6 separate regions of the Homo sapiens genome follow, and all the other regions are linked to region 4. Evidence: chromatin contacts called from ENCODE Hi-C or POLR2A ChIA-PET data. All regions are on one chromosome and are shown on one strand. The core of a region is the stretch at or near the end of the contact, and the rest is flanking DNA. Distances in the headings are between cores, read along the strand shown. Region 1 overlaps PIBF1 (progesterone immunomodulatory binding factor 1). Region 2 holds the start of LINC00402 (long intergenic non-protein coding RNA 402). Region 3 has its middle 110 kb from the start of KLF5. Region 4 overlaps KLF12 (KLF transcription factor 12). Region 5 has its middle 31 kb from the start of KLF5. Region 6 overlaps PIBF1 (progesterone immunomodulatory binding factor 1).

Region 1 (3,309 bases), core at 256-2,755, 700 kb after region 4:
ACCTGGGAGGCAGAGGTTGCAGTAAGCTGAGATCACGCCACTGCACTCCAGCCTGGGCGACAGAGTGAGAGACTCCATCTCCAAAAAAAAAAAAAGTCTTCAGAAGAAGACCTAAGTGTCAAAAAAAAAAAAAAAAAAGTCAAGCTCTTATTTCTCCTCCTCTGCGTCACAGCACTGCTCCCACTCCATTACCCAGTTAACAGTAGTTTTGTGTGGCTCGCCTCATATTGTCAATGCATATGGAAACGCTCATCCATCCACCCATCCATCACTGAATTTACTATCAGGGGAAAATACCTATAGCAAATACTTTCAGCCAAAGGATCTGGATTTAGAAATGTTTTCATTTTAGGTATAAAACCATGAGATTATAAAATGATTAGCTCTTACTTCAAATATTAGCGTGGTAAATTCCTTATCAACAAGTTCAGAGAAAATATAAAAAAGTATTCTTATGGAAAATTGAAAATATTCAAAAGAATAACTAAAAATTATGATGCCTGAAGAGAATCATAGCATGCTAGAATAAAAGGAGTCCAGAACTCATTTCATTATAACCTCCCACTTAATTTTATAGATAAGAACACATTGAGAACATTTAATGATTTGCCCCAGGTTATCTAGTCGGTTCACCTTACTAATTCTGCATTAGCTTACAGTCTTTGATTTGACTTGTTTGTAGTATTACCTCTCAGTTTTCATTAGGACATAGCTGAGCTTGTACCTCTTTTGAAAAAAATTTCCCTTATTATTATTTAAAAAGAATTTTATTGTAGAATAAAATAGAAAATCCAGATAAGCAAAAATAAGGAAGGAAGAACTACCCAACTAATATTGAATCTTCTTAATTTTATCATCACTGCATAACCTTATCTGGAGGTACTGGGGAAATCTTATTGTTACTCATGTACTGATTGATTATAGCCGGTATTCCAGAAAATCACAATCAGGTTACCAAGCTAAAGCTAGAAATGCAGAAGGTCAGGGTCAGAAGGAATAGTGCCACTGCCTGGAGCAGAGTAGGATCAGAAAGGCAGATCAGAGAGTGCTGACAGGCTTTAAGTATTCAGCTGTATCTTGTGGTTTTCATCTGACCCTATTTCCCATTAATGTGTATGTATTCAATCTGCTTTCTTCCTATAGATTATAATAGACACAGCATAGTGTCTGCCACAATCTCTGCCCACTCTCTGAGCAAAACCTGCCTAGCCATAGCCCTTAATAAACAGTCCTCGGCAGCTGTATTTGGAACTGTGTGACTCCTGCTCACCATTAAGGGCAGCCATTCTGTAGGCTGGGTAATAAGCTTAGGAAGTCTTGCCAAAAAGGGGTATCACCCAACAAGAATTAGCTATGCCAATTAGATTGTTAGTCTTGGAAAATACAGGGAGAACTACATTATAAGAGAGTAGATGCAGAAAGGATGTACAGAAACCTGTTTCAAGACAAAGGGCTGTGAGCAAGTTAATGAGGAAGTGGAAAACATGAGTAAGCAGAAACTAGAGGAGAAACAAAGAGAAGCTGATGTACTACAGAGGAAAAGATGCATGGACTCAGCCGCCTTGTGTCCAGGCTAGTCAACTGAGCCATCCTGTTTTCTCCCGCCTGTCAGCTTAGTCTACATTACTGCCACACGTATCCTTAAAATAATTGTCCCTTATTTTATTTTATTTTATTTTTTGAGGCAGAGTTTCACTCTCTCGCCAAGGTGGTGAATGCAGTGGTGCCATCGCACCGACAATTCTCCTGCCTGTCTCCCAAGTAGCTGGGACTACAGGCGTGTGCCACCACACCCGGGTAATTTTTGTATTTTTAGTAGGGATAGGGTTTCACCATGTTGGCCAGCCTGGTCTTGAACTCCTGACCTCAGGTGATCCTCCCACTTTGGCCTCCCAAAGTGCTGGGATTAGAGGTGTGAGCCACCATGTCTGCCCAATTGTCTCTTATTTGATCTAAACTGCAACTTTCATTTTTTTAAAAAGGGAGGTTGAATTATATAATCACTAAAAAATCTCTTTCATCCTATTAATCTTCAGTAGCATTATCTGCATGTATAATAAAATGACTGAGATCAGAAGTTCTCATATTTGACTATTATATTCAACTTGGGAGTTAAAAAAATTAAGATTCTGGGGACTCACTGAATCAGAATATCAGAGAAAATCTTTCTGGTTTTGAGTCTCTATGTTTAGCAGATAAAAATCATGTTTCTCCTGAGAAATGAAAGCATGATTGAGAAACCATTTGAAGTAAAATGGAATATTTAATAATGTTACTCCTATTTTAATTCTCTTGCCTTTTAATCTTGATTCTTATTATTTGTTAAAATATATAGTTTTCAATATTTCCTAATTTATTTTCTCTATTTTTAAAAATTGGCACATAATAACTGTACATATTTTTGGTATTTTACCTTTTAATCCAAATTTTTCTTATTTCTTTTTCTTTAATTTCTGTGCACATATATTTTTAGCTAACAATGCATTTCAGTTTATGTTAATTGATTTCACACTTTATGAGGAATTACAGTAAAATATACTATCATCTATAAGATAGGTAATATACACATTTAGAAAATGGATTAATGCAAATCCTTCAAGGTCTTTTCATGAAACATATTTGTGGAATCTACTCATTTCATAAATGTAAAAGGAAAAAATTAACTAAAATACATTTAGTAAGAATCAGGAATATTAAAATTATGAGTTTTAAAAATTGTACTTACAAAGAGTGTTGGTTTAGGTGTAAATATATTGTCTTCATGCTCTTTAGGCACATTCAAAGTCTTTGATTTCTGATTTTCTGTCACATGTTTTGGTTCTGTTTTAGTGAGAAGTAAGCTGTTCTCAGAATGTTTACTATGCATCTTAACGAGAATCTGTTTCATTGCTGCCAATTCCTGTTGATATATGAAAACAGAAGAAAGTAGCAAGAGTGATTTTAGCAAGCAGACTAATAATGATTAATATTAAAATATTTTTAAGTAGAAGAAACAATTATACTACACACATAAGTTGTGAAAATAAAATAGTAATTAGAATCATGCACATGAATCTTTTGATCATTAATACTCATTTAATATAACTGACAATTACAACATTCTATAGTCTAGTGGTTTCCACGTTTTTCTGCACACTGAAATCACCTGTGGAGCTTCAAATATTGCCAGTGATGACTGTGTCCCAACCCCAGAGACTGTGAGATAATTGATGTGGTGTGGCCTGGGCTTTGGAATTTTTTTTTTTTTTTAGATAGGATCTCACTGTCACCCAGGCTGGAGTGCAGTGGTGTGGTCTCGGCTCACTGCAG
Region 2 (3,134 bases), core at 103-2,602, 530 kb before region 4:
CAACACTTTTTTGTTGTTGTTGACCTACGTGGGACCACATAATTATCAAGATAGAAATAGAAAAGCTATTCAAAATGTACTTCAATGTCATATACAGTGTATATTTATCACTTTCTTAAAAGCTTGGGACAGTGTATAAAATTACTTTTGTTGATATAGTTTCAATTTTCAGAGTGTAAAAACTGTCAAACCTAGATAAGACACTCTACTTTGAATGTAAAGTAAATTTCTAAAAAGTACTTATCCTTTTTTAGGTTTAGATAATTATTTAGAGGTGTGAGAGCATGGAAAAAGATATGACAAGAACAAGACAGTTTCTTATAGTAATCTGGTTCAAGAAATAATACAAACATATATGAATGAATAAATTATCAAGGTCAAATTAATGTAGCAGAAACTGAGACTGCCAAATGGACATACAAGAGAGTCAGCCGCAAAGGATCATGAAAGTTTACATGACCACAGTTATCAATTTGGAAATAGAAAATCTATTTAAAATGTACTTAAATATCATATTAATCTTCTATACACTTCAGAGAGGTGGAGTTTCATTGTTGCTGTTGTTACTAGTGTTTTTGTTGAATAACCCATTCTTTAGGAAGCACATAATGAAATTAACTCTGACTCCCTCCTTCTTCCCACACTGTCCCACAACCTCTTCCTCTGCCAGCAAGACTTGGAAGGAAGATGATTGTTTACAAGGGAAGGTAGATTAGTTTATGTTACTCCCAGATCTTGTTACACCATGAAATCATATAGTAAACATAGCTTCTAGAATTTTAACTTCCATATGTTATATTATCAATTCAGACCCCCCAAAACTAAATTTCTTTGAATATCTAATTTTAATAGGTTAGATGCTCTCTGCCAATTTTTCTCCTTAATATACAAACCTAACATGATAATAAAAACCAATAACAAAATCAGAGGCTTCCTAGACAGTAGCCCATCTTCATTTCCAGGTTAAAGATTTTGGTTGAGACTATTTGCAAGCATATAATAATAATTCCTGTGCAAGAGAGTCTCTATTGAATGATACGTACTCTGAAGATGGTATGAAGGAAAGAGGCTCTTAGGAAGATCCAAGCTGGCTGCCAAGCTTCCATATCCACTTCAAGGTTTCCTGTAATATTAAATGCTTGGCCTTCACAGAAGATATTTCCAAAGACAACATATACATTATGTTGTATATGTTGGGATAGTCAGGGCTGGAGGCTCCCAAACTTGTATATGAAACATGACATAACAGAAAGAGCAGGCTATTTGGAGGGAGAAGGTTGGGTTCAAGCCCAAGCCCTCAATCTCATTGACACTGCAAACAGGGACATCACTTAACTTCTACGGGTCCAGTTCACAAGTCTGCCTTACCTCTCTAGATAATAGTTTTGTTTTATCAAATCAAATGATGTGAAAGTAAGAACAAAAGAAGACATTGGTAAGATATTCAAGAGGTTAAAAGAGGATGTGGTAAGTGATTACCATATTTCTCCCTCCTCTTTCTTCTCTTAGTTTTAACTGCTTAGCAAAATATTTACTGAGTGCCTGCTAAGTTTCAGCGATAAGCCCTGGAGATACAGAGGGAAAAAAAAAAATGACATGGTCCCTGACCTGAAGTAGCCAAGGAGTGACATTTACCTGACTTTACTTTTATAAGGATCACTGTGGTTACTACATTGAGCATACATGACAGGCAGATGACGATGCAAGCAGAGATACTTGGTTTATACACTACTGTATCATTTCAGGCAAAAAAAAAAAAAAGGTAGCAGCTTGTACAAGGGTGGTAGTAGCGAAAGTACTGAGGATTCAACTAAGATGAGGACCAATGACTAAGCTTTGGATTTAACACAGCAAAAAGATATTCAGTGTTCTTGAAGCACAGACAACGTTTAATGAAAACTAGGAGATCAACAGAGGGTTACTCATAACAGAATGAAAATTCCATGAGGCACATTGGAAAGAATTGGAAGGGAGGTCAACAGGAGATGGAAGCATAGGAGAGAAACAAGCACCAGGTTTAGAGAAGCTTGCTTCTGGGGCAATAGATAAACACTTGATAGTCGTGCATGCACAGAATTCTGTGCAGTTGGCCCAACAAGGGTGTGGTGCCTCGGGGTAGAATTCATCCCGAGTACGTGAGGAGACAATCCTCTGCCTCCATAGTTGCTCACTTTCATGCAAAACCAGCTGTTACCCATTTGGTTGGGGAACTGAGGTAAACATAGTGGAACTGAAGAGGATTGGAGTGGAGTAGCAGAGTCCTAGCCCTTGAATAGAATTTTTGCCAGGTAATTGATGAGAGTGTGGATGAGCACAATTATACCTATTATTTATTGGGTACATACTCTGTGTCTGCCATGCTTAATCTTCACCACAGAAAACTTAAAGATACGTGTATTAGTCCATTCTCACGCTGCTATAAAGAACTGCCCAAGACTGGGTAGTTTGTAAAGGAAAGAGGTTTAACTGACTCACAGTTCTGCAGGGCTGGGGAGGCCTCAGGAAACTTACAATCATGTCCTTCTTCACGTGGCAGCAGGAAGGAGAAGAATGAAAGTCAAGTGAAGGGGGAAGCTCCTTATAAAACCATATGATCTCGTGAGAACTTACTATCACAAGAATAGCATCAGGGGAACTGCCCCCATGATTCAATTACCTCCGACCAGGTCCCTCCCAACACACATGGGGATTATGGGAACTACAATTTAAGATGAGATTTGGGTGGGGACACAGCCAAATCATATCATGTGTTATCATCTCATTCTAAAAATGAGAAAAGTACAGCTCAGAGAAACTAAGTAATGTACCTCATCTACCCATCTTCACACAGTTAAGTGACAGCATTAGGATTTGAATCTCTCCCTCTTTCCATTTTGCTTTGAAGAGCCAAGGAAACATGTCACATTTTAGAAGATAAGGAGTTAGGATTAGGTGGAAACACAACATTGGTAACACTGGGGAGACGGGACTGAAATAGTCTGTATAAGAAGCAGAACTGACTTAGGGTCAGCTGAGGTTTTTGGCCTTCCAAACCAATCCTTGTAGCTTATTCCGGTGCAGGCCTTGGTTGTTAGTGGCTCCTGGGCTGCCCCACAGTACCTATGAAAAAATGGAAAGGAACAGTTACCTTCTAA
Region 3 (3,484 bases), core at 369-2,868, 530 kb after region 4:
CAGTTCCTATCCCCCACAACAAAAAATATCCAGCCCAAATGTCAATAGTGTTGAGACTGAGGCTGCTCTTTAGGGTCTTCATTTTAGCTATTTTGTCCTTATAACATGTGCCACTTTATTCAGCTACTTATTCTCTTAGCAACAGCAGTGCTAAGAAAGGCTCATGCCTGGCATTAAGATGCGGAAAGTAGGAAAAAAAGGAAGGAAGTGTATCCTCCTCCCACCTCTTGCTAGTGGCCAGCTGGAGGTCTTCCCAGGATTTATTTTGTCCTCTCTAACCAGGCCTAGAAAACTGCAGAAGGCCAGGTGCGGTGGCTCATGCCTGTAATCCCAGCACTTCGGGAGGCTGAGGCGGGTGGATCACTTGCGGTCAGGAGTTCAAGACCAGCCTGGCCAACATGGTGAAACCTGTGGTGCACACTTGTAATCTTAGCTACTCCGAAGTCTAAGGCAGGAGAACCGCTTGAACCCGGGAGGCAGAGGTTGCAGTGAGCCAAGATCGTTCCACTGCACTCCAGCCTGGGATACAGAGTGAAACTCTGTCTCAAAAAAAAAAAAAAAAAAAAAAGAAGCATTTTTCCTTAGGCAAGGCTGAAAGAGAAAAGAAATATTCCTGCCTCTAGGCTGGTAGGTAAAGGAGTTTGAAAAAGTTTTATTTAAAATATAGGCAATTTAACTGATTTATTTAAAAGTAGGAGTGGGTTGTGTGAAAAACAATAGATTTTCCTGCACAGAAAAAGAAAGGATCATCTCTAACTTTAATAAAAGTAATGACTCACCATTGCTCAAATTTAGAGAAAAACAAGCTGTCTGTATGTCACACATTATTTCCTGTCTATCCAGATGAGAACAGAAGCTCTTCAGTTCAGCTGAGCCAACCAAGAACGTGTCAATTCTCAGCCTTATTACCAGCTCTTCTTTATCTTATCTTTGAAAAGTCAGGCCAAATCCAAAAAGATACATCTGTTCTTCTACCCTTGCAACAGTAAAGTCATGGGAGCAGGGATGTAGGAAGCCACGGCAAGGAGGTCTCCATCCAGTAGGTGGCCCGGGATGAAGGCCGTGTTGGGGCTAAACCACACTCTGGAATTCTGTCAGCAAATTCCTCGCTGTGTGAACTTGAGCAAGCCATTCACCTTTCTTAAGCCATTTTCTTGATATTTCACAGAGACTCACCAAGTATTCAACGAGAACATGTAAGTGAAATGCTTCACAAAATGCCTGGTAAATAATAGATGCTTAGAAAATGGTAGAGAGAGAAAAGAGCAGTCTCTGCCCTTTAATGTACCTGTTTTTGCCCTCAAATCTAGATGCCATTCCTATAATTTGATAACTTTTCCTCAGACTTTCCAGAAGTAGAATTCCTTCCAGTTCATTAACAACATCCTCTGTCTCTTATACTAAGGACATATTTGGCTTCCTTTTGATTGCATAAGTATTTCTTAAAAGACACCTTGGGAGAGATGACATGTTTAAAATGCAGTGGAGTAACCTGCTCATAAACTCTGAGGCCCTGAACAAGGTGAGAACATGACAAATGAACAGGGATTATGTGCTGCATCGCACGAGAGTTCCAAAACAGGAAAATTGACTTTACTGGGTGCGGCTCTACAGTCATATAACATGGTTTACAGTTTAAAATATCGACTATAAAAGCCAACTCAGAGTGAGTTTTGGGTTGGTCATAACCACTGCAAAAAAAAAAAAAAAAAAAAAAAAAACCATTCACACTGAGAGCGACCTTTATACCTGTTTGGGTTTCTTAGTAACTTATTTTAACAGATTGTCTATACAAGATGGAGTTTTATGACTGGTATCAGTTCAAAGGTGGAGAAAATGTGAACCAAGTGTGTTTAGCTATATTTTCCAGTGCATTTATTTCTCATGAAATGTAACAACAGATGGACTCCTGGAGTATGGAATTTCCTTTCTTTTCGAAAGGAATAAGTACCCAACAAGCAAAAACTATAAAATGAATGTCACTGTTCTTCCAATTGTCCCAATGGGGAAGATACTGTTTAAAAAGCATTCACTCCAGTTAGCGAACAAAAAATAACAACCTGTACCAAGCCATTTTCTTTCCCCCAAGCCCATTGTCTCTAAAGATGCTCATCTTTCGCCTTCAAGCCCTTTTCACAGGTGCAGAAACGTAAAATGCAGAAATGAAGTCTAGGACTATAGATTGTCAATCAGTAAACAAGGAGAGATGTGAGAAATTAGATTCTGTCATAGAAACAAATAATCACATTGGGAGAGTGGAAACGATGATTATTTCCTTGCTAATCATCCTCCTTGAAAAAGATACCTATAAATTAATATGCATTTGATATGGATTATTTTTGACCCGTATGCATTTCAGGAAATAAAAACTGGATTCAGAAAGGCCTGTGAGGCCCAGTGCGGTGGCTCTCACCTGTAATCCCAGCACTTTGGGAGGCCAAGGTGGGTGGATGACCTGAGGTCAGGAGTTTGAGACCAGCCTGGCCGACATGGTAAAACCCCGTCTCTACTAAAAATACAAAAATTTGCCAGGCGTGGTGGCACGCACCTATAGTCCCAGCTACTCGGGAGGCTGAGGCAGGAGAATCACTTGAACCTGGGAGGCGAAGGTTGCAGTGAACCGGGATCATGCCACTACACTCCAGCCTGGGCGACAGAGCAAGACTCTGTCTAAAAAAAAAAAAAGAAAGAAAGAAAAGCCTGTGAGTTGAGGGGAAGGGGTGGTAAATAAGGCTATCCTCTGGGTAAAAGCTCTCAAAGCAAAAAGCTGTCACAGGTCCTCTGCTACATGCTAGTCAAGAGCAACCCAAGATTGAGAGGAGAAATACCTCAACTCCTCCAAAGAACTGCTTCTCCCCACTAGCACCTTCATGGCTAGGAGGTGGGAGGGAGGGTGTTAAGTCAGCTCAGCTGGTATCTTGCTCGGTTTTGCATTTGCATGCATCTGTATCCTCTTTTGTTTCCCCGGAAGTGGAAGTTATTAAAGTATCACAAGAATGCTGGGTCTCACAATGTTCCTGTCTGCCCTGTTCAAGGAAGTAGGCAGAATAGTACACTGGTCCCTGTTCTTGGAAAATTTGCAGCACAAAGAAAAGAAAGAAAAAAAACAGAAAAGATGAGATAAACCCTGATTAAGCAGACAAGCTTCATAATGTTTATCCAAATTAAATCTCTTCACATTGGTGTTTACCCATCATTAATTCTTATGTAATCACATTAGAGGAAAAACGCCTTGCATTAGTGGATGCTGATATTGGCCTTATGAAAGCGAGTTACCTTTTCTTATAGCAAATCTGTAGCAAGCCAATACGGAGGCTCCAGTCAGTTTATCAAAAGTTATCAGTCAAATGGAGTCAGAGGACAGTTCTAATAGAGACTCAAGGATGAAAGAAGAAAATCTGAAAAGAATCACTTTGAAAAGCTTGAGAGCCATTAGATTTGTGAGACCCAGAGCTAGGAAGACAGTAAAAACTGGGAAAACCTG
Region 4 (3,476 bases), core at 204-2,703:
CTGGGTGAGAAGGGCTAGCCTGTGTTTGTTAACACTATTGTCTGTCCTGTGAGTAGTAGCTCACATTTGCAGTCTCCGTGCCCAGTTCTGACCAGATATCCTGGTTTATGACAGCACTAATTTAAAATGTTGAGAGGCAGGGTGAGTGGCAATTGAGACACATGCTAACTGGGTGACGACACTGGGTGAAGTGGGGTTAGTTATTGCAACGACTTCTTTAGGAAGTTATCAAAATTAAATGAGGTAATATCCATAAAGCTCTTAGAGCAAAGTATGGTACATGGAAAGTACTATATGCTTTAGCAAATATAATTTTTATCAACAATACTTATTAGAGAATATGCAGTATTATTTAGAGGAGGAAAGAAGGAACCCACTTGGTCTTCATAATACCTAATGAAAAAGATAGCCAATTAATTCAGTCCAGGCAATTCAGTAGGATGGAGACTGGCATATTGATTACTTATTTGATTGAATTGACAGGACCAAATGGACATTATGGAATAGATTGGTCTGCTTGGCCTATAAAGTACCTTTATACTTTAAAATGTTAAGAAAATCGCATCAGGATTGGCATCTGCTTACCCCAAAACTATAATTAATTGCTGAAAAAATAGCAAACAGGATCCATTTTTAACTTTATATTATTTTTATTTCTTTATAAAAACAGAAATACCCTGAATTTTGTAAATATAAAATATCCTTTATTGAGTGGGTATTATTTGCCAGGTATGTAGTGTGTGTATTTTTGAGTTTCCCAACAGTGCTGCAGGAGTAAATGGCATTCCTGTTTTACAGATGAGGAAACTGGGAAACTTTCAAACTGGGAAGCTTTCAGAAAGCTTAACTTTTTGGCCTTGGATCAATCTCATATAGGTGACTAAGCCTGTATATGGCTGTGTGCTCTTTCAGATTTCAAAACCTGTGGTATTGTATGCTGCCGTAAACTATGAAGAGGTATAGCCGCCTGGTCTGTCTGCAGACAAGTCAGGGGCCTTGTAATCTCAGCTCTTTCCCCGCCTCTAGGTTTCAGTTTCCTCATCTTGAAGGTACCTAATTTCCTTCCAGATCTAGATTCTGTGAACTTTCATGAACTAATGTAACAGAAACCAGAAGACAAGATAGGAATCTTGATTCTTGTTTTTTTCCTCATATGCAAATACCATTCCTCAAGTGAAACAGATTGTCACAGCAAATACGTTGAGCCTTGAATGTAATGAAGCTCATTTGTCAGTGTCTGGGGCCCCGTAACTTTATAAAAGTTAAACAGGGACACGTTTCAGAAATGCACTTCTGAACCTAAGAAAATGCCTGTGCTTCCTGTTGCAAAAGGTGTTCCTTTTCAGTTGCTTGAGAAAATAATAGAGAAGCTGATGAGAACATGGATGTTTTGTTTAACACAGGCTTTTTCAAACTGCACATTCCTCTTATGTGCGTTGCTCACACGTCATTTTAATATGAAAGGGCACCTGTCTTTTGTCTCAGTACACATGTACCTTTCAGCATTTCAGATGGCGAAATGGGAGGTACCTGAAAAAGTTATTTTTGTTTGGTGGGTTTTGGGAATCCATTCAATACCTGGTGTTTTCTTTAGACTTTATTCTGCCTTCTGCTGGGTAAATGTCATGGAAATGCACTTAGTGACTCTTAATCCTTTTCTTTAACCAAAATTGAAAGAGACAGCCGTTTTCATAATCCATCAGTTGGTTATTTCAAGAAAAAACAAAACAAAACCCTGATGTGAGTTTTTGTTTTCCCAGAACACTTAGTCTATTTAAATAATACCTACATTTTTATATGCTGCATATACATAGAAAGTTGTATTTAACATGAACTCCGAAATGGAGTTACAGAGTTTTCAGGATGAACAATAACAACCACACCTCCCCCACCCTTTTTTTGTGTGTGTGTGTGGTATGTCGTCTTTTTTAACATTTAGAGGACTATTTCACTTTAAAAAACAGATGCTCTTCTTATTAGTGTTGGTTAACACGTTTCTTTTTCAGAAGTTTTCCTAGTTTAGTCCAGGTTTTTCACAGAACTGGAGAAGCACAGGTTGTGGTGAAAATGGTCATATTCTTTTTTTTTAAATACAAAACCTGGAAGTGGCCTAAGGATTTATCATGGGACATAGAGACCATCCCTTCAGAATTGAAGACCTAGAAGTTAATAAGCTATACACCAAGCACTGGCATGGTATCACCCAGCTAGCCACCCGTTACCCAACTAGTGTCCTTTGATTTTTCTCTTTACATCAAAAATGTAATGTCTCAACTTAAAAACAAAAAAAACTTATTAAGATTTATTGGCAAAGAAATGCACAATACCTTTTTCTGTAAGTTTGCTCTTTCATAGATTTAATATAAGAAACCAAAATCAAAGATTATCAAATCAAAGTAAAGTCAAAACTTTAGATTATTCAGAAAAACATAAAACACATTTTTAAAGACTATTGTCAAAAGAGGTTGACTGTGTACTTGTGAGTTAGACAAAAGAAGCAAAGAAGGTAGGTAGGCTGTCTTTATTTTTAGCTTATTTCCAGAGAAAATAGTTTTGAATAACACATTTGCACATTCCTCTTATGTGTGTTACAGAATTCAAGTAATTTGAAGAATTCTAATTCAAATGAGTTTAGGGGAAATGCATTATTTCTAAAGAAATTAATAGAAATCAAGTTTCTGATCACCACTGCTCAACCTGATGCAGAGTCGCCCAGGTGCAGCAGCAGCCCAGGCCCTGGGAGGGGTCTGACTCCATTTATTGTCCCAGCCAACTCTTTTCATAGGAACATTTTCATGGAAAATTCACCATTCTGTCCCTGCTGCTGACTTCTTAAAAATTATATTTAGCTTTCTATTTTCTAGCAAGTTTTTAAAGGAAAGAAGACAAAAAAGACAATTCTGTTCTTTATGATAGCCTTTCAGGGCTCATTTACACATACTACTGGATATCTTACAAACTTAATTATCTTTCTAATTAGTTTTTTTACTCTCATCATGAAGTTAGTTTCTGCTGTCTTAATGTGTTTATAAGATTGTGTGCTTTAAATTGCTTCAAAGCACAAACATAAGATACAGTGTCCTGTTAAAACACAATGCAGTAGCTACTCAAATTTTTGGTATCCATTTCTAAAATTTCACTAGTCTAAAGAGAGCACTTATAGACTTTCTTTCCTGTTTTGTTTTGTTTTTTTTAATGAAATACTAGGCACTGGGCGTATATAATGAAAACAGGTCTCTCTTGAGCTCTCTGGCTGGACACAGTAGCCATCTTCTCTTCCCCTACCCCCATAACTCAGCCTCTAATTTTGAGGAGAGAATTGAAGATATTGTTTTCTTTTTTTTTTAAGCATGGTGAGAGAATGCTTAAATTCTAATTTTATTAATGGGGCAATGGGAGCGAAGAATATTATGCATAGGATTTTTGGGGGGATCGTAAAAGTGTATGTTTTTATAAGGAAAATTTCAAGGAAAATT
Region 5 (3,027 bases), core at 122-2,621, 610 kb after region 4:
TGCTGGGATTATAGGCGTGAGCCACTGCACCTGGCCTACATACTAAAATATTTACAAATGAAATTATATGGTGTCTGAGGTTTGCTTTCAAATAATCTAGGGGAGGGAAGACAGGGAAGAGTTGAGAGTACAGGTAGATTAAAGTTGGCTGAGAGTTGATCATTGTAAAAGCTGGGTAAAGAGGGTGAGTATTCATTATACTTTTCTATTTTTATATTTGTTGCAAACTTCCATAATAAAGAGGTTTGGTTTTTGTTGTTGTTTTGTTTTTTGAGACAGAGTCTCATTCTGTCACCCAGGCTGGAGTGTAGTGTCGTGATCTCAACTCACTGCAACCTCTGCCTCCTGGGCTCAAGTGATCCTCCCACCTTAGCCTCCCCAGTAGCTGGGATTTACAGGCACCAAGTCACCACACCTGGCTACTTTCTGTATTTTTGTAGAGACAGGGTTTCGCCATGTGGCCCAGGGTGGTCTCCAACTCCTGGGCTGAAGGGATCTGCCTCGGCCTCTCAAAGTGCTGGGATTACAGGTGTGAGTCACCATGCTCAACCCATAAAAAAGGTTTTAAATATGATAAATTTAAAAACATGAATGTTTAAATACCTTGATCCCTGGTTCCTCATTTAGCGATCTATCCTACAGAAATACTCAAACACAGGCCAGGCTGCAGTGGCTCACACCTATAATCCCAGCACTTTGGGAGGCTGAGGTGGGTGGATCACTTGAGCCCAGGAGTTCAAGACCAGCCTGGGCAACATGGCAAAACCCTGTCTGTACAAAAATGCAAAAATTAGTCAGGCACTGTGGTGTGCACCTGTAGTCCTAGCTACTCAGGAGGCTGAGGTAGGAGGATCACTTGAGTCTAGGATTTTGAGGCTGCAGTGAACCATGATCACACCACTGCACTCCAGCCTGAGGGACAGAACGAAAGCCCATTTCAAAAAAAAAAAACACATGCACACATTGTGGAAAAAGATGTTTCCTTTGACATTGTCTGTAACAGCAAATAACTGGAAACTGGATTCATGTCCAACAATGGAGGAATGGTTAAAATTAACTGTAATTCATTCAACTGGGTATTTTTATGACCTCCCACCCCCAACTTAGAGTTGGTTAATAAAGGATAATGCTAATAAAAGTTAGAAGATACTACCTATGAGGACACCGAATGACATCCCAAGGAGGAAATCTCTAACTGAAGAGAGGTCTGACAGTACACTGAGGGAAGGTGCAATACCAAGCCCCTAAAAGGGGAGTAAATAATCTACTTGGAAATCTTATGGATCACTATGCCAGCAATCCTGATGACTCAGAACAGGAGAGTGCTGACAAACGCAGGGTGATGTCACCATTTCCTGCCTCAGGAAGTCGGCTAGAAGGGGAGGAGAGGCCTGTGGCAGGTAAAGATCAAAGGCCTGGAAGCATTGTTCTCTCCCTTTATTCCTGCCTCTCTGTAGGTATAATCACCAGAAATGTACTTATTACCTTCTCACAGTCACTTGTCTTATTTGGCTTGGATGAAGGCTTTTTCGAGTGGACAAAGCACTTGCTTGAAATCCTCCCAAGCTCCAGGGTTTTATCTTGGCAGCTCTGATCCTCCACTATCCCTCAAGAGACAGTCAAGATCGGCGCATCTCTCTCTGGGCAGGTGAATCCACTTACCATGGTCTTAACAGGGCTCACCTGCTACTCTTGGCAGGCTCAGGCTGGCTGCACCTTGGAACAGACTCCCGCCCTAAAGGGAGCCTGGGGAGCCCTCTAGATGAGCTGAGAGTTCCCTTCATGTCTTGTTTCCTTAATTCCCGGATTCTGATGGGCTTCCCTATATAGAGCATGCCTCTTGAAACAGGTATGCTACTGTAGAAAGAGTCAATGAGGGCCGGGCTTGGTGGCTCACGCCTGTTATCCCAACACTTTGGGAGGCTGAGGTGGGCAGATCACCTGAAGTCGGGAGTTCAAGACCAGCCTGGCCAACATGGTGAAACCCCATCTCTACTAAAAATACAAAAGTTAGCTGGGCATGGTGGCGCACACCTGTAGTCCCAGCTACTCGGGAGGCTGAGGGAGGAGAATCGCTTGAACCAGGGGGGCAGAGGCTGCAGTGAGCTGCGATGGTGCCACTGCACTCCAGCCTGGGTGACAGAATGAGACTCCGACTCAAAAAACAAAAAAAGAGTCAATGAGTTCAAATCAGAACAGCCTGCTCTGTCTCTTACTGGCTGTGTTTCCATGAGGAAAATGAGTTCCTTAACCTTCCTGGGCGTTATTGTTCTCATCTATAAATTTGCTACAGTAAGAAGTGAATTATAGGATTATAGTAAGGGAAGTCATGTGTGTTAAAGGGCTCAAGGGCCTGACACAGTACCCTGGCAAATCGTATGTTAGTTATGTCAGGAAAAACTGCCTGCGTTTCAGCACCCTGTGACCACCAACCTTACAAGATTACATCTAGTCACCTGACTAGTGACCCCAAATTCATTTGACTACCACTTTCCCCCAAAACAGCCCCTTGCTGTTTATTACGACAGTTCTTCTCTTGGTCACTGTTTATTGTGTCATTATTGTGTCATCTTTGATTAATGGTGTCTATAGCCATGCTATGATGGCTACACCTCTCAAAGTAATTATAGAGGTACAGTGGCCAGGCACCACGGCTCATGCCTTGTAATCTCAGCACTTTGGAAGGGCAAGGTGGGAGGATTGCTTGAGCCAAGGAGTTTGAGACCAGCCTGGGCTAGTGAGACCCTCATCTCTATTATTAAAAAAGAGAAAAAGAAAAAAATAAAAATGACATATAGTTATGGAAAACAAATTGTTGATTTTTTCAAAAAGAAAGACAGTATCACTTTCCTCTTAGCTAACACTCAATCCAGGAAGACCTGAGACAAGGATGCAGGCCCCTGAGTGTTCCAGCTCTTTGTTGCTTCAGATCTTCCCAGTTACTGGGCCACACACATCTACTCAGGGAATAAGCCACTTGCCAAGGTCCAGTTTCCACTGGGCCAGAGTCAGATTATCAGTAATGGC
Region 6 (2,998 bases), core at 289-2,788, 780 kb after region 4:
GCACTTACTAAAGATCTACTCTATGTCAGGAACTTCACATCCATTTTCTCATTTTAATTTTGTGGTATTGCCTGGGTTGCAATAGGCAACTAATGATATTTTTCAGTAACTATACAATTAAGTAATGAAAATATAGCACTCAAAAATGGAAGTACTAAAAATTAACGTTTTGGATAACCATTAAAAATGACCTTTCTGAAGAATATCCAATGACATAAGAAAATGTTTACAATGGAATTCTATGACAATAAATTAAACTATTAAATTACAAGCAATAATATCTTAAATAAGAAAGTATATATATATATCTGTATACATTTCCGAGTGGTTATTTTGGATGGTAGGATTACCAGTAATTTTCCAATTTTATGAAATAAACATGGCTTGGTGTGGTGGCTCATGCCTGTAATCCTTGTAGTTTGGGAGGCCGTGGTGGGCAGATTGCCTGAGCTTAGGAGTTTGAGATCACTCGAGACCAGCCTGGACAATATGGTGAAACCCTGTCTCTACTAAAATACAAACAATTAGCCAGGCGTGGTGGCATGCACCTGTAGTCCCAGCTACTTGGGAGGCTGAGGCAGGAGAATTGCTTGAACCTGAGAGGCAGAGGTTATAGTGAGCCGAGATCATGCCACTGCACTCCAGCCTGGGTGACAGAGTGAGTGAGACTCCAACTCCAAAAAATAAAAATAAAAATAAAATAAAATAAACATTACTGTTATAACAAATCAGAAATCTCCTTCCAATTAAATGCTACCCTAAAATATCTAATTCTGGTTGTTGAACATATAAGATTTTAAATCAAATTTAATATGAATGGAATCTATTGTGTAGTAGTTGGAAAATAGGTTCCTTTGAAACTTTAATATATTTTGGTATAGGCTGATGTACAATGAAAACTTTATTTTGCATATAGTTCATTTACTGTTTTGACTGAGTTGTTTTATCATTCGCCTTAAGTTTCCACTGATTTTTTTTTTCTTTTCTTTTTTTGAGAGATGGGAGTCTCTCTATGTTGCCCAGACTGGAGTGCAGTGACTAGTCACAGGTGCAATTATAGTGTACTACAGCTTCAAACTGCTGGTCTCAAGTGATCCTTCTGCCTCAGGCTCCCCAGAAGCTGGGATTACAGGTACATGCCAGTGCGTCTGGCTCCAATCCTTTAATTTCAAATGTGAAGGATTACATATAATTCTCTCAAAGGTTATACTGCTTTTATCTTAAATAAACATAAAAAGAGCGCAAAGCCACCGCTTTCTTTACAAATATCCATTATGAACTCAAATGTGGACTTTGCAAACTTCAGAAATGTATCAGACCCTAACCTGGGATCTTTAGTGCCATTGATCAATTTTGTGCATACAGTAAGCACTCAATAAAAGTTGTTGAATGCATGAAGGAATGCATAAATGTTCTCTTTGGATATCTAGCCTTACTTTCCCGTCATTCAGCTTAGATGACCTGAGAAGCACTTCCTCAAAATAACCCTCTGGCTCACCATGAGAAGAATGCCTGGCACCAGCTGGCAGGAGATATTAATAGCATGCCCATTAGGCACATGTTCAAGGCACATAGATAGCTCAGTGATAGAATCTTTAGAATATTTGGACAGTTAACATTATTTCGAGTATGAATCAGTTGTGGTTCCTTAAATCCTCACTTTAAATATTAAAAACCAACCTCTATTTTTAAAAATTCTTAAAAAAATAGTAATGTGCAACAGCAATAATTGTTTGTGATTCTGAAGAACTCAGCATTTGGGGCTAAGAAAAGCAAAGTTCTAACAGCAGAATTCTTTCTTTTCTGTTTTTCTTTTTTTGGAGACAGAGTCTTACTCTGTCACCCAGGCTGAAGAGTAAGTGGACAATCACGGTTCACTGCTGCCTCGACCTCTTGAGCTCAGGTAATCCTCCCACCTCAGCCTCCTGAGCAGGGTAGCTGGGACTACAGGCAGATGTCCCCATGCCCAGCTAAGTTTTTGTATTTTTTGTAGAGATGGGGTTTTGCCATGTTGCCCAGGCTGTTCTCAAACTCCTGGACTCAAGCAATTTGCCTGCATTGGCCTCTCAAAGTGTTGGGAATACAGGTGTGAGTCACTGCACCCAGCCCTATTTTTTCTTGTAACAAAGATTCTTTTGAAGGATTCAGAGGCCAAAATAGAGAAAAGAATATGACCTTTCCCTTTAAATTTCAAGTTTTAGTATTTTACCTATCATTTACTACTGATAAGTCTCTTACCCACAAAACTATGTTCTATTCTTCCTTAGGCAACATTGGACTAAGAAACAGATATGCTGAAAATTACAAAATATCCTAGGTTACCCATTGTGACTTTTAGAGGAAATGGGAATGGGACTGATTTTTTAAAAATACATAATTCTGAAATATCTGAATCCTCACCAGACAGAATTAAACATTCCAGCTACAAATATATACTTTCTATTCAGCTCGCCTTGATCAAAATTTGGCATATATTTAGTTTAACTGGTAAGAGCCATAAGTTCTAACTATCCTTTTCTTGCTTTCTATAAAGTGCTCTATATTCTACATCACTTTATTTTTTTATTCACCACTATATTAATGAGGATACATCATTTTAGATAGCCATATAGATGTTCTATTTTCTGAGTCATTTTCTTAGTGTACAATGTCTCTAAATGTCTAAATCAGTTCACATAAAAAAAAGCAACTCTGAATTCTCAAACGCTCTGATGAAGAAACAATTTTACTAGGTATCCTGCACTGAGTTAGATAGAGAAAGTGAAAAATAAACAAGAATAAGATGTAGTTGGCACGGCGTGGTAGCTCATGCCTGTAATCCCAGCACTTTGGGAGGCCGAGGTGGGTGGATCACTTGAGGTCAGGAGTTTGAGACCAGCCTGGCCAATACAGTGAAACCCTGTCGCTATTAAAAATACAAAAATTAGCCAGGCATGGTGGCACATGCCTGTAATCCCAGCTACTCGGGAGGCTGAGACAGGAGAATTGCTTGAACCTG

What was found. Hi-C counts contacts between places; a loop is a spot of excess contacts on that map. ChIA-PET counts read pairs that join two places held with the same protein, here RNA polymerase II (POLR2A). Pooled maps may share reads with other maps.
Region 1: a map with no recorded cell type shows a loop between it and region 4 (2.8-fold over the local background). The contact joins two enhancer-like sites. A Hi-C loop is called at or near these places in 1 of 37 single-sample maps with no recorded cell type and 1 of 50 pooled maps. POLR2A ChIA-PET finds 5 or more read pairs at or near these places in 3 of 52 experiments (BJ, WTC11 and endothelial cell of umbilical vein).
Region 2: a loop to region 4 is called in a pooled map, with 2.7 times the contacts of the local background. The contact joins the promoter of LINC00402 here to the enhancer-like site in region 4. A Hi-C loop is called at or near these places in 8 of 50 pooled maps. POLR2A ChIA-PET finds 5 or more read pairs at or near these places in 3 of 52 experiments (activated CD4-positive, alpha-beta T cell, activated naive CD4-positive, alpha-beta T cell and naive thymus-derived CD4-positive, alpha-beta T cell).
Region 3: POLR2A ChIA-PET joins it to region 4 with 15 read pairs in BJ. The contact joins two enhancer-like sites. A Hi-C loop is called at or near these places in 1 of 168 maps with a recorded cell type or tissue (mammary epithelial cell) and 3 of 50 pooled maps. POLR2A ChIA-PET finds 5 or more read pairs at or near these places in 2 of 52 experiments (BJ and WTC11).
Region 5: a loop to region 4 is called in a map of right cardiac atrium, with 5 times the contacts of the local background. The contact joins two enhancer-like sites. A Hi-C loop is called at or near these places in 3 of 168 maps with a recorded cell type or tissue (PC-3, mammary epithelial cell and right cardiac atrium) and 2 of 50 pooled maps. POLR2A ChIA-PET finds 5 or more read pairs at or near these places in 2 of 52 experiments (MCF 10A and activated CD4-positive, alpha-beta T cell).
Region 6: a map of CD4-positive, alpha-beta T cell shows a loop between it and region 4 (3-fold over the local background). The contact joins two enhancer-like sites. A Hi-C loop is called at or near these places in 2 of 168 maps with a recorded cell type or tissue (CD4-positive, alpha-beta T cell and naive thymus-derived CD4-positive, alpha-beta T cell), 1 of 37 single-sample maps with no recorded cell type and 5 of 50 pooled maps. POLR2A ChIA-PET finds 5 or more read pairs at or near these places in 1 of 52 experiments (WTC11).

Annotation. Positions count from the first base shown.
Region 1 is chr13:72,998,412-73,001,720 of GRCh38, reverse strand. PIBF1 (progesterone immunomodulatory binding factor 1) reads right to left here. Exons shown (of 18, transcript NM_006346.4): 17 at 2,726-2,899. Among named protein-coding and RNA genes, the nearest start is that of KLF5, 59 kb to the left of the region's middle. Within about 2 kb of position 1,505, at least 3 of the 41 ENCODE cell types and tissues checked have a DNase peak (open chromatin) inside an H3K27ac peak, as active enhancers do.
Region 2 is chr13:74,229,662-74,232,795 of GRCh38, reverse strand. It overlaps LINC00402 (long intergenic non-protein coding RNA 402), which reads right to left and starts at 1,352. Exons shown (of 2, transcript NR_144451.1): 1 at 1,044-1,352. It also overlaps a transcript of KLF12 not described here.
Region 3 is chr13:73,169,590-73,173,073 of GRCh38, reverse strand. No RefSeq gene overlaps it. Among named protein-coding and RNA genes, the nearest start is that of KLF5, 110 kb to the right of the region's middle. RefSeq lists an enhancer at 2,656-3,227. Within about 2 kb of position 1,618, at least 4 of the 41 ENCODE cell types and tissues checked have a DNase peak (open chromatin) inside an H3K27ac peak, as active enhancers do.
Region 4 is chr13:73,700,453-73,703,928 of GRCh38, reverse strand. All of the region lies in intron 7 of KLF12 (KLF transcription factor 12), which reads left to right. Among named protein-coding and RNA genes, the nearest start is that of LINC00393, 40 kb to the right of the region's middle. Within about 2 kb of position 1,453, at least 5 of the 41 ENCODE cell types and tissues checked have a DNase peak (open chromatin) inside an H3K27ac peak, as active enhancers do; they include mammary epithelial cell, where a contact is called at or near this core.
Region 5 is chr13:73,088,960-73,091,986 of GRCh38, reverse strand. No RefSeq gene overlaps it. Among named protein-coding and RNA genes, the nearest start is that of KLF5, 31 kb to the right of the region's middle. RefSeq lists enhancers at 785-1,338, 1,222-1,516, 1,339-1,892, 929-2,128, 1,893-2,447. Within about 2 kb of position 1,371, at least 9 of the 41 ENCODE cell types and tissues checked have a DNase peak (open chromatin) inside an H3K27ac peak, as active enhancers do; they include mammary epithelial cell, where a contact is called at or near this core.
Region 6 is chr13:72,918,796-72,921,793 of GRCh38, reverse strand. All of the region lies in intron 13 of PIBF1 (progesterone immunomodulatory binding factor 1), which reads right to left. Among named protein-coding and RNA genes, the nearest start is that of PIBF1, 140 kb to the right of the region's middle. Within about 2 kb of position 1,538, at least 4 of the 41 ENCODE cell types and tissues checked have a DNase peak (open chromatin) inside an H3K27ac peak, as active enhancers do.